3 separate regions of the Homo sapiens genome follow, and all the other regions are linked to region 2. Evidence: read pairs that join two places in POLR2A ChIA-PET (ENCODE). Cell type or tissue: A673. All regions are shown on one strand. Region 1 overlaps L1TD1 (LINE1 type transposase domain containing 1). Region 2 has its middle 39 kb from the start of USP1. Region 3 overlaps PATJ (PATJ crumbs cell polarity complex component).

Region 1 (4,000 bases), 200 kb after region 2:
AATTCTCCCGCCTCAGCCTCCCGAGTAGCTGGGATTACAGGTGCCAGGTAATTTTTTTTTGTATTTTTAGTGGAGACGAGGTTTCACCATGTTGGTGGCTGGCCTCGAATTCCTGACCTCGTGATCCGCCTGCCTCGGCCTCCAAAGTGCTGGAATTACAGGCTTGAGCCACTGCACCCAGCCAAGAATATTGATTTTTAGAGTACAGGGAGATCTAGAAAAGGCTTCCCTGGTGAAGGCAGGTGAATCACTTGAGCTCAGGAGATTGAGACCTGCCTGGGTAACATGGTGAAACTGTCTCTAACAAAAATTAGCCTGGTGTGGTGGCGTGCACTGTAGTCCCAGTAATAAGGGAGGCTGAGGTAAGAGGATCACTTGAGCCTGAGGGAGGCAGAGGATGCAGTGAGCTGACATCGCACCATTGCACTCCAGCCTGGGTGACAGTGTGAGACCCTGTCCCCTCCCCTGCAAAATAAGAATCACATAAGCAGCTAAAATGTCATTCTTGTCAGGGCAAAAGATATATGCTCAGCACCCAACCAAGAATTTCAAGCAGGGCACGGTGCCACACCTGTAATCCTAGCACTCTGGGAGGTTAAGGTGGAATGATTACTTGAGCCCAGAAGTTCAACATCAGCCTGGGCAACATAGTGAGACGCTGTTTCTAAAAAATAATTTCAGAAATTTTTCATTGCAATAAAAATTGAATCAGGAAAAAGGATAGCATAAAAGTAAAAGATAAATTAAACTTAAAAACTTCTATGTTTAATGTTTAAATACTAAAGGTTAAAGTTATTTAAATTTTAAAATGACTATTCAGTCAAACTAATGGAGAAACTTAAAATACTAAATCAAAATGATAACTACCTATCAAAACTTGGGGAATGTAGCTAAAGTGGTGCTTTGAGGAAAATGTATAGACTTAAAATTTTAGAATTTTCTAGAAAGAATAAAAATTAAAGTTAAATTACCAGATCAAGGGCAAAATCTACCCAAGAAACCAAAAGAGATGCGCGCAAATCAAAGAAATGAAAAACAGAAACTTATAGAGAATTAACAAAACCAAAATACAAATAAGGAATACTATGAATAACAAGGGGACACAACTACAGATAAAGCATGGTTCAAAAATGGGAGCACCATTCAACTTTCATAATTAAATCAGAAAATTTAGAAGCAACTATTATCTTAGCTGTGCCCAAACTCTTCTAGAGAATAGCGAAAAAAGGCCAGGCACGGCGACTCACATCTAGAATCCCAGCACCTTGGGAGGCCAAGGCAGGTGGATCCCCTGAGGTCAGGACTTTGAGACCGGCCTGGCCGAGATGGCGAAACCCCATCTCTACTAAAAATACAAAAATTAGCAGAGGCCAGGCGTGGTGGCTTACACCTGTAATCCCAACACTCTGGGAGGCCGAGGCAGGTGGATCACAAGGTCAGGAGATAAGACACCATCCTGGCTAATACGGTGAAACCCTTTCTCTACTAAAAATATAAAAACAAAAAATTAGCTGGGTGTGGTGGCAGGCACCTGCAGTCCCAGCTACTTGGGAGGCTGAGGCAGGAGAATGGCATGAACCTGGGAGGCAGAGCTTGCAGTGAGCCTAGATCGTGCCACTGCACTCCAGCCTGAGCGTCAGAGCGAGACTCCGTCTCAAAAGAAAAAAAACATTAGCCAGACGTGGTGGCACGCACCTGTAGTCCCAGCTACTCAGGAGGCTGAGGTATAAGAATCACTTGAACCTGGGAGGTGGAGGTTGCAGTGAGCCAAGATCACGCCACTGTACCGGGCGACAGAGTGAGACCCTGTCTCAAAAAAAAAAGAGAGTAGAATGATAGTTACCAGAGCCTGGGAAGGGTAGTAGGTGGGTGGATGTAGGGAATAGGGATGGTTAATGGGTACAAAAATAATCTAGTATTTGATAGCACAGCAGGGTAACTACACTCAACAATAGCTTATTGTATACTTAAACAGTATAATTGGAATGTTTGTAACAAGAAGAAATGATAAATGTTTGAGGTAGTGCATAGGATACCCCCATTTACCCTGATGTGATTATTACACATTGCATGCCTGTATGGAAATAAATATATACATCTACTATGTAACCATAAAAATTTAAAACAGGCCAAGCGCAGTGGCTCACACCTGTAATCCCAGCACTTTCGGTGGCCGAGGTGAGTGAGCGGATTGCTTGAGCCCAGGAGTTTGAGACCAGCCTCAGCAATGCAGTGAGACCTCATCTCCAGTTTTTTTAAAAAACAAATTAGGCTGGGTGAGGTGGCTCATGCCTGTAATCCCAGCACTTTGGGAGGCCGAGGTGGGCAGATCACCTGAGGTCAGGAGTTCGTGACTACCCTGGCCAACATGGTGAAACCCTGTCTCTACTACAAATACAGATTTAGCTGGGCGTGGTGGTGGGTTCCTGTAATCCCAGCTGCTCAGGAGGCTGAGGCAGGAGAATCAGTTGAAGCCAGGAGGCGGAGGTTGCAGTGAGCTGGGATCGTGCCATTGCCTCCAGCCTGGGCGACAAGAGCAAAAGAGCAAGACTCTGTCTCAAAAAAAAAAAAAAAAAAAAAAAATTAAACCCTGGATGTGGAAGTTGCAATGAGCCCAGATCACGCCTCTGGGCTACAGAGTAAGCCTCTGTCTCAAAAAAATAAAAAATAAAAAATTTTAAATGAACAGCTAAAAAAAAAAAAAAAGAAAAGAAAAAGAAAAAAGCATGATAGTTACAAAAAATTGTTTAAAAAACACGGCACTCATTTATCACAAAGTAACTTCCAAAATATGAGCAACAGGAGGTAAGGGGGACAAATGTATACAGAAAATCTTGATTACACCAGAGTAAAGGTCAAAAGAGGAAACATGTAAAACATGTAAATGATTACTAAAAAAGAGAAGGAATCAATATTAATTACACATTTCACCCTCAGCCTTTTTTTTTTTTTGAGATGAAGTTTCACTCTTGTTGTCCAGGCTGGAATGCAATGGCATGATCTCGGCTCACCGCAACCTCCACCTCCCAGGTTCAAGCGATTCTCCTGCCTAAGCCTCCCAAGTAGCTGGGATTACAGGCATGTGCCACCACGCCTGGCTAATTTTGTACTTTTAGTAGAGACAAGGTTTCTCCGTGTTGGTCAGGCTGGTCTCGAACTCCCAACCTCAGGTGATCCACCCACCTCGGCCTCCCAAAGTGCTGGGATTACAGGCGTGAGCCACCTCACCCAGCCTCATCCCTCTTAATTAAGTAAATTTTAAAAACCCAGCACCAGTAGTGTCTGAATCTAATCAAGGACTGAGAAAGCAACCAAATAGTCCACCGGACAGGTCCATAGGACCCTATACAGGACTTCAACAGGAATAAAGGGGCCCACTCTCATTCAGGAGACTAAGGGAATTCACTAGATGCAATGTACGCTCCCCCTATTTTGGATCTCTATTTGAATGAATCAACTGTAAAATGCAGGGAGTACTGAATATGGACTGATTATTAAATATTGAGGAATATATATTTTATTAACTGTAACAATACTGTATTTAGTTAAGAAAGTCTCCTTATTTTATAAGAGCTACATACTGAAGTTTTTACAGGTGAAATGGCATGATGTCTGGGATTTACTTTAAAACACAGCAAACAACTAAGAAAGAAAAAAGAGAGATTAAACAAATGGGGGAAAATATTTGTTTTTGAATCTAGGTGATGAGTTCTTACTTTTATTGATGTTTGAATATGCTAATTTTTTTTTTTTTTTTTTTTTAAGCAGGGTCTCACTCGCCGAGGTTGGAGTGCAGTGGCACCGGGTCTAGCCTGATAATGCTTCTAATATTTTTTTTTAAACTGAAAATCCTTAAGGAAAACCACTGAGCTCTCCCTGGTGAAATAGACTTCTACTTGACTTGCCAAGATGACACAGAAAGCTGAAAACAAGGGTAAACTTCTACAGGCACATAAGGACAAATTTTTCTGATAACAATTGTGCCTTTATTGTGTCCAAT
Region 2 (4,000 bases):
TGGGACTACAGGTGCCCACCACCACGTCCGGCTCATTTTTTGTATTTTTAGTAGAGACGGGATTTCATCCTGTTAGCCAGGATGGTCTCGATCTCCTGACCTCGTGATCCACCCGTTTGGCCTCCCAAAGTGCTGGGATTACAGGCGTGAGCCACTGTGCCCGGCCTATTTTATTATTTTTTTGGAGACAGAGTCTCGCTCTGTTGCCCAGGCTGGAATGCAGTGGCACGATCTTGGCTCACTGCAACCTCCATGTCCTAGGTTCAAGTGATTTTCGTGCCTCAGCCTGAGTAGCTGGAACCAGATGTGCACCACCATGACTGGATAATTTTTGTATTTTTAGTAGAGATGGGGTATCACCACGTTGGCCAGGCTGGTCTTGAATTTCTGGCCTCAAGTGATCCGCCTGCCTTTGCCTCCCAAAGTGCTTTGATTACAGGCATGAGCCACCGCACCCAGCCCCATCTTGTCACCATTTTAAATAACCTTCATTTATTTATCTGATCTTAGGGACTCAGGTGATAATGTGGCTCCCCTTCCTGGGTGAAAGCCTCACTATCCTTGCCCACTTTGGGTCCACTTTGGGTGATGAACCAGGTATGTGCTTGAGCCCCCTTGTACAGTGGGAGCCAGGTCTACCCTCAGGGCACAATTAACAGCTTCTTCTTTTCAAGTCTGTGTTCACTTAAAAAGTTTGAGACCCTGCCAGCCATCTTCGGCCAAGTCTACTTGACCCATTGTCAGTTAAAAAATGTGAGAGTTGGTCCAGGATGAGGCTAAATACAATGTGATTGAGAATGTTCCCTGCATGAATAGAGGCCATAAAGTCTCTTCAGGAAAAAATCAGAACTGGCACATACTCCAAGGCAATTTTCTCTAGGATACCTCTCAGCCCATGTAGCACTCTCAGTCCAGAAGCAAAGCTAATCCAGCATAAGAGGTATTGCTGTCAATCACCCTAAAGAGGAGCGGTCCAGAGAGGACCAGGATGATGGAGGGATTCAGGAGTAACCAAGAAAAAAAAAAAAAGAACACTTCAGATTGCCTCATGTGTTTAAACATCTTAGGAGATTTATACTTAGTTCCAGAGTTTGAAAATTAAATAGTGATGGTTACCTAAGAAATGGAACAAAACAAAGGCAATTATTGACAGAAAACAAAAAATTGTATCATATAAAAAATCACAACGCACTATATGGCTCATCTGGGAATAATATTTACATGGTTCTAATAATGTTAACATTGAGTATTGATCTTAGGCTGGCATGTGTTTTTATCCCCAGTATTTCCAGTTGCTGATGTCTTCCTCAAGAACACTCAAATACTAGGCGGGGCGCAGTGGCTCACGCCTGTAATCCCAGCACTTTGGGAGGCCGAGGTGGGTGGATCACCTGATGTCAGGAGTTCAAGACCAGCCTGACAAACATAGTGAAACCCCCTCTCTGCTAAAAATACAAAAATTAGCTGGGCGTGGTGGTGCACACCTGTAATCCCAGCTACTCAGGAGGCTGAGGCAGGAGAATCGCTTGAACCCAGGAGGTGGAGGTTGCAGTGAGCCAAGATCACACCACTGCACTCCAGCCTGGGCGACAGAGCAAGACTGTGTCTCAAAAAAAAAAAAAAAAAAAAAGAATACTCGAATACCATTTAGCACTTGCTGATGTTTCTCATCGAGAAATTATGTAGGCTGGCCATTCATTCTTCCCACCACCCTATGAGTCACCATGATCCTTTAACTAATGTCATAATTGGTGAAAAAAGTCTCGATTGGTGCTTTCTTTCTAAAAGGGAACTCATCCTTATATCAAAATGCATCCACTCCAGGATGGGGCGTCAGCCCATGAAGTGGGACGGCTATACTTCACACTGGGACACCCTGTGGTGTCCGTGATTGTGACTAAGTTCTGGATATGGACAACCCTGAAACATCCAGCTTTTGGAAGTGGGCTCTCCCACAGTAAAATGGACAGGAGTGGGGTGGGTGGGTGGGTGGCGTGATGTCTTCTCATCAGGATTATTTTTAACTGGGCCTTTAGGAACCTGAAAGAACCATATCAACGTTCTCTTACCACATGTGTTAGTTTCCTATGGCTGCTGTAACAGGTACTAACTTTGTGTCTTACAACACAGTTAATGATTTTATAGTTCCGAAGAAGTCTGAAATCTGTTCACCACCTTACAGTCAGGGAGGCAGCAGGGCTGTACTTGCCTGGAGGCTCTGAGGGGAGAAGTCATTTCTTTGTCTTCTCAGCTTCTAGAGGCTGTCCATTCCTTGGTGATGGCCCCTTTCATCTTCAAAGCCAACGCTGGCCTCCCTCTGACTCTGCTTCTGCTGTCAGTCCCTTCTGTGACTCTGACACTCCCACCCCTCTCGTATAAGGACCCTTGTGATGACACTGGGGGCACCCACTGGATAATCTCCCCATCTCAACATCCTTGGTTTAATCACATCTGCCAAGTCCCTTTTGCCATGTGGGATAACATTCTCCAGTTCAGTAGATTAAGACATGAACATCTTTGAGGGGCCATTTTTCTGCCTACCACACCAGGGGCTCCAGGTAGTGGGTCTGGTTGGGGGAGGTTGAAGGGGTTGGGATCAAATGGAGGGGCTATGACCACTACCTTCTCATTCTAAGTTAGAAAAATATTTAGGGTCCTTGGCCAAGGGTTTCCTTCATAGCCTGTCCTCCCAAATAGCTCCAAGCCAGGTGTCTGGATGTCATCCACACCCACCTGTGCCCTCACTTGACAAAGAGATTTGTTTAGACTTGCAATTTCACCATCTCCACAGATCTGCGGTTCTCAAAATAAATTTCTAGAGCTGCAACTCAGCCTGTTTAGCTAGCACGTCATGGAGAGTCCTGCAGTGTCTTGGGGGATAGAGATATTTAATTTGGCCCTGGCGTGTGACACCTTCTCCTTCTTACCTCCTTCCTCCTGGCCCCCAAGCTTGCATTTACTATGGCTTGTGGAGAGTTAAGAATCCCACTATCCTATCCTACTCGTGAATTGCTTGACATCAGGGCATCCTGTGCTACCAGAGCTAGATCCTTGGCAGTGCTGGGATAGCCTCAGGGTCCCCAGGGCCTGTGGCCCCACTTTGGGATGGGAAGGCAAAGAGCCCCGGGGAAGAGAGCCATGAAACCTTCCCTGCTCCCTTTCCAGGCAGAGGCCCGCCTCCCTCCTGACTTGGCTTCTTTTTCTGCATTCTCATTTGGCGTTTGACTAGTCACGTCTCTCTGTGGCAGATCAACGTGGGGACTCCCTGATGCTGGGAGAAATTTTACATTTTAAATCGCTGAGGCCCCAGGGTGATGGGAGAGCTCAGACTTCCTTCAGCTGGCACCTCTGCTACAGGAGGGATCCTGGTCCTGGGAGACAATTTTGTACCAGAGAGCACCTGGGTGGGGAGAAGGCAAAGAAGACTTGCCCTAGAGTGAAGTTTGAGGTGTTGGATACCATACTGTATTGTTTTGTTTCTGAATTAGGTTGTCTATTCCTGGCTTTAAGAGTGTAGAAAAACTCCCTGATTTTCGAGAGATTGTGAAAATTTTACCCACTGAATTGATTTAAAGAGACAGTAGAAAACAAAATAAAACTGCATTTTGATTACGTGCCATAAGTCAGGTATGCTTTGTTCAACACACCCAATACATTAATTTCCTATATGAGGGCTCAATATAAATAAATTTGCCTGCCTGCAGATTCACTAAGTGTTCTCTAACATATCATTTCTGTTAATGCTCTTTTATTTTTATTTATTTATTTATTTGGAGACGGAGTCTCACTCTGTCACCCAGGTTGGAGTGCAGTGGCGCGATCTCAGCTCACTGCAACCTCCACCTCCCAGGTTCAAGTGATTCTTCTGCCTCAGCCTCCCAAGTAGCTGAGATTGCAGGCGCCCATCACCATGCCTGGCTAATTTTTGTATTTTTAGTACAGACGGGGTTTCACCATGTTGGCCAGGCTGCTCTCGACCTCCTAACCTCAGATGATCCAC
Region 3 (4,000 bases), 330 kb after region 2:
ACCCCCAACCAATCAGCAGCACCCATTCCCTAGCCCCCTGCCCACCAAACTGTCCATAAAAACCCCAAAGTCTGAGCCTTCAGGGAGACTGAACTCCAGTTCTCCTGTGCATGGGCTGGTCTTGCGTCAATTAAACTCTTTCTTTACTGCAATGCTGTGGTCTCAGTGGGTTGATTTTGTCTGTGCAGTTGGCAGGAGGAATATACTTAAAAAGCCCTTTCCTGGGTCAGTTCCAGCCTAATTCCTACTCATCTAACCACCTGGATTAGGTGAAATCACATTAGCAAAGTTCCCACAGGCCAGGTGTGGTGTCTCCTGCCTGTAATCTCAACACTTTGGGAAGCTGTGGCAGGAAGACTGCTTGAGCCCAGGAGGTCAAAGCTGCAGTGAGCTGTGATCACACCACTGCGTTCCAACCTGGGCGACAGAGTGTGACCCTGTCTCAAAAAAAAAAAAAAGTTCCCACAGCACGTTACCTTGTCCTTCAATAATACTTATTAACCTTAATAATTACTTATTTAAAGTTGGATTCAAATCTTGGCTATGACACTTATTAGTTGAGTGTCTCAGTTTCCTTATCTATAAAATGGGAATAGTAATAGACCAATCTCATATAAGATACAAATTGATGCACTTGGAATAATGCCTATAGAATGCATAGTAAATGCCATGAAAGCATTAGCTGCTGTTATCCTCGGCAGTTCTGAAAGCTCCCTGAAGGCAGGATTCTTCACTGTCACTACACCTTGTTTAGTGCAGAGCCTGGGACATAACTGGCCCTCAATACAAACTTGCTTAGTTTCTGAAAGAGAAGGTAGATTTATAGTTCCCTTTGAAAGATAACAAAATCAACACACGTTTTAGATTATAGGCTCTTATTATGTGTGCAAATAAGGCTTCCCAGAAAACCGAAAACTTCATAGACTCAGAGAACAGTGCCCAAGCAGCAGCACTTGTTTCTGAGGAGCAGTGGGATTCTGAAAGGAGGGGATGTGACCGGTGTGAGAAAGTCTGAGTTCTGGGTTCTGAGCCCTGTCATTTTACTTCTCTAAGCCCTGCGTGCTAAAAATTACAATTGTGAGATCACTTTCTCAATTTAGAAAAAATCTGATAAGCAAGTGATTCCTTCTGGGCAAGTTAAATTTCAAGTTGAATCAGTCTCCACATTGGACCAGTTACAGTGGTTGGGAATGAATGTAAGCTAGTAGATATCAAAGCTGTAAATTATTATTTTTTTTGAGACAGAGTCTTACTCTGTCACCCAGGCTGGAGTGCAATGGTGTGATCTTGGCTCACTGCAACCTCTGCCTCCTGAGATCAAGCGATTTGCCTCAGCCTCTCGAGTAGCTGGAATTACAGGCAAGCGCCAACTATGCAGGGCTAATTTTTGTATTTTTAGTAGAGAAGGGGTTTTGCTATGTTGCCCAGGCTGGTCTCAAACTCCTGAAATCAGGTGATCCGCCTGTCTCGGCCTCCCAAAGTGCTGGGATTACAGACATGAGCCACGGCACCCAGCCTAAAGCTATGAATTTGTGTCAAAATTGTGTGCCTACATTTCTGCTGTCTTTGAGTTCATGAGGTTACTTGCTCTGTTACCCTGGTGTCTCTACATTATCTTCATTTACTACAGTGAGAGGAAGAGAATAGAAGAAAAAAACAAAAGCTTTTCTCCAGAGACTTTCCTGAAGGAAGTAGACTTGACTGTAAAACCTACAGCCTTTTTTATCACCAAGAAAGGGAAATTTATCATGTACGCAAATCTCAAGTGGTTTTCAGGAATACAAGAGATAAAGAACAATGAGCTGTGAAAAATGCCACATATTTGAATGCACTTGAACTCTGCCATTGGCAATTTGCATACTGTCACAAAAGAGAAGGCAGTGCTGACTCAGTCACACTTTCTTGCTCCTTAGAGGGAATTCCTAGACTCCTGCTACAGATGTATTTTTTATGTTGCATCTGAAACAGAAAAAAAGGTTTGCACAGTGACATTTGCTCCCAATAGCAAACCAGAAATCCAGCAGTTGATAGAGTGCAAATTGGGGGTAAAAATTGATTTTAAGCATACAGTTCAAGATCTCATATTAAAAATGAGTAGGATATAACACCTGGGAATTCTAGCCTGGAAGTAAGACCAGCAAGAAGCCCATAATCATTAGAAACACATTTTAAGCTGTTTTTTCATACTTGGATACCAGCACTTTAAAAACACTTATGAAGGCCCGGCGCGGTGGCTCATGCCACCCAGCACTTTGGGAGGCCAAGGAGGGCAGATCACTTGAGCCCAGGAGTTCGAGACCAGCCTGGCCAACATGGTGAAACCTCATCTTTACTTAAAATACAAAAAAAATTAGCTGGGTCTGGTGATGCACACCTGTAATCCCAGCTACTCAGGTGGCTGAGGCAAGAGAATCGCTTGAACCTGGGAGGTGGAGGTTGCAGTGAGCTGAGATTGTGCCACTGCACTCACTCCAGCCTGGGCATCAGAGTAAGACTCGGTCTAAAAAAAAAAAAAAAAGCATTATGGCTCATACCCCATTTATACTTCAAAAGTCATTAAGTCCATAAGACTAAAAACAAAAACCATATTATCATCTTAGTAGACTCAGAAAAAGCTTTCGATAAAATCCAACATACCTTCATGATAAAAACCCTCAACAAACTAGGCATTGTAGGAACGTACCTCAAAATACTAACAGCCATCTTTGACAAACTCACAGCCAACATATTGATTGTGTAAAAGCTGGAAGCATTCCTCTTCAGAACTGGAACAAGACAAGGATGCCCACTCTCACCACTCCTATTCAACATAGTACTGGAAGTGCTAGCCAGAGCAACCAGGCAAGAGAAAGAAATAAAAGGCATTCGAATAGGAGAATAAAAAGTCAAATTCTCTGCCTTCACTGATGATATGATTCTGTAACTAAAAAACCCTAAAGACTGCCAAAAGACTACCAGACCTGATAAATGACGTCAGTGAAGTTTCAAGACACAAAATCAGTGAACAAAAATCAGTAGTATTTCTATACACCAATAACATTCAAGCTGAGAGCCAAATCAGGAATGCAATCCCATTTACAATAGCCACACAAAAAAATACCTAGGGATACATTTAACCAAGGAGGTGAAAGATCTCTATAAGGAGAACTACAAAACACTGCTGAAAGAAATCAGAGATGACACAAACAAATGGAAAAACATTCTATGCTCATGGACTGGATGAATCAATATTGTTAAAATGGCTATACTGCCCAAAGCAATCTATGCATTCAATGCTATTTCTGTCAAACTACCAATATCACTTTTCACAAAAGTAGGAAAAGCTATCCTAAAATCTGTATGGCACCAAAAAAGGGCCTAAATAGCCAAAGCAATCTTAAGAAAAAAAAAATGAAGCCAGAGGCATCTCATTATCTGACTTCAAACTATACTATATAGCTATAATAACTAAAACAGCATGGTACTGGCACAAAAACAGACATGCAGGGCAACAGAACAAAACAGAGAACCCAGAAACAAAGTTGCACACCTACAACCAACTGATCTTTGACAAAGTCAACAAAAATAAGAAATGTGGAAAGGTTCCACATGTCAATAAATTGTGCTGGGATAACCAGCTATCCATTTGCAGAAGAATTAAACTGGATCCCCTTCTAGTACCATACATAAAAGTTAACTCAAGATGGATTGAAGACTTAATTAAGACCTAAAAGTATAAAAATCCTAGAAGAAAACCTAGGAAATGCCCTTCTGTACATCAGCCTTCACAAAGAATTTGTAACTGAGTGCTCAAAAACAATTGCAACCAAAACAAAAATTGACAAGTGGGACCTAATAATTAAAGAGTTTCTGCATAGCAAAAGAAACTATTAACAGAGTAAACAGACAACCTACAGAATAGGAGAAAATATTCATAAACTACACATCCAACAAAGGTCTAATATCCAGAATCTATAAGGAACTTCAACAAATCAACAAGCCAAAAACAACCATATTAAAC

What was found. ChIA-PET counts read pairs that join two places held together with the same protein. Peaks named below come from ENCODE experiments on the same cell type or tissue, not always from the same donor. Only the 100,000 strongest peaks of a DNase experiment are listed, where the experiment ranks them.
Region 1: POLR2A ChIA-PET joins it to region 2 with 6 read pairs; 2 of 35 experiments call an interaction of 5 or more read pairs at or near these places.
Region 3: POLR2A ChIA-PET joins it to region 2 with 6 read pairs; 1 of 35 experiments calls an interaction of 5 or more read pairs at or near these places.

What each region holds. Positions count from the first base shown.
Region 1 is chr1:62,201,253-62,205,252 of GRCh38, reverse strand. All of the region lies in intron 2 of L1TD1 (LINE1 type transposase domain containing 1), which reads right to left. Among named protein-coding and RNA genes, the nearest start is that of L1TD1, 8.4 kb to the right of the region's middle. In A673, no CTCF peak of the experiment used is centred here; no DNase peak of the experiment used is centred here.
Region 2 is chr1:62,396,293-62,400,292 of GRCh38, reverse strand. No RefSeq gene overlaps it. Among named protein-coding and RNA genes, the nearest start is that of USP1, 39 kb to the left of the region's middle. In A673, no CTCF peak of the experiment used is centred here; a DNase peak (open chromatin) is centred at 1,742; H3K27me3 peaks cover 615 bases.
Region 3 is chr1:62,062,846-62,066,845 of GRCh38, reverse strand. All of the region lies in intron 31 of PATJ (PATJ crumbs cell polarity complex component), which reads right to left. Among named protein-coding and RNA genes, the nearest start is that of MIR3116-1, 14 kb to the left of the region's middle. In A673, no CTCF peak of the experiment used is centred here; a DNase peak (open chromatin) is centred at 1,785.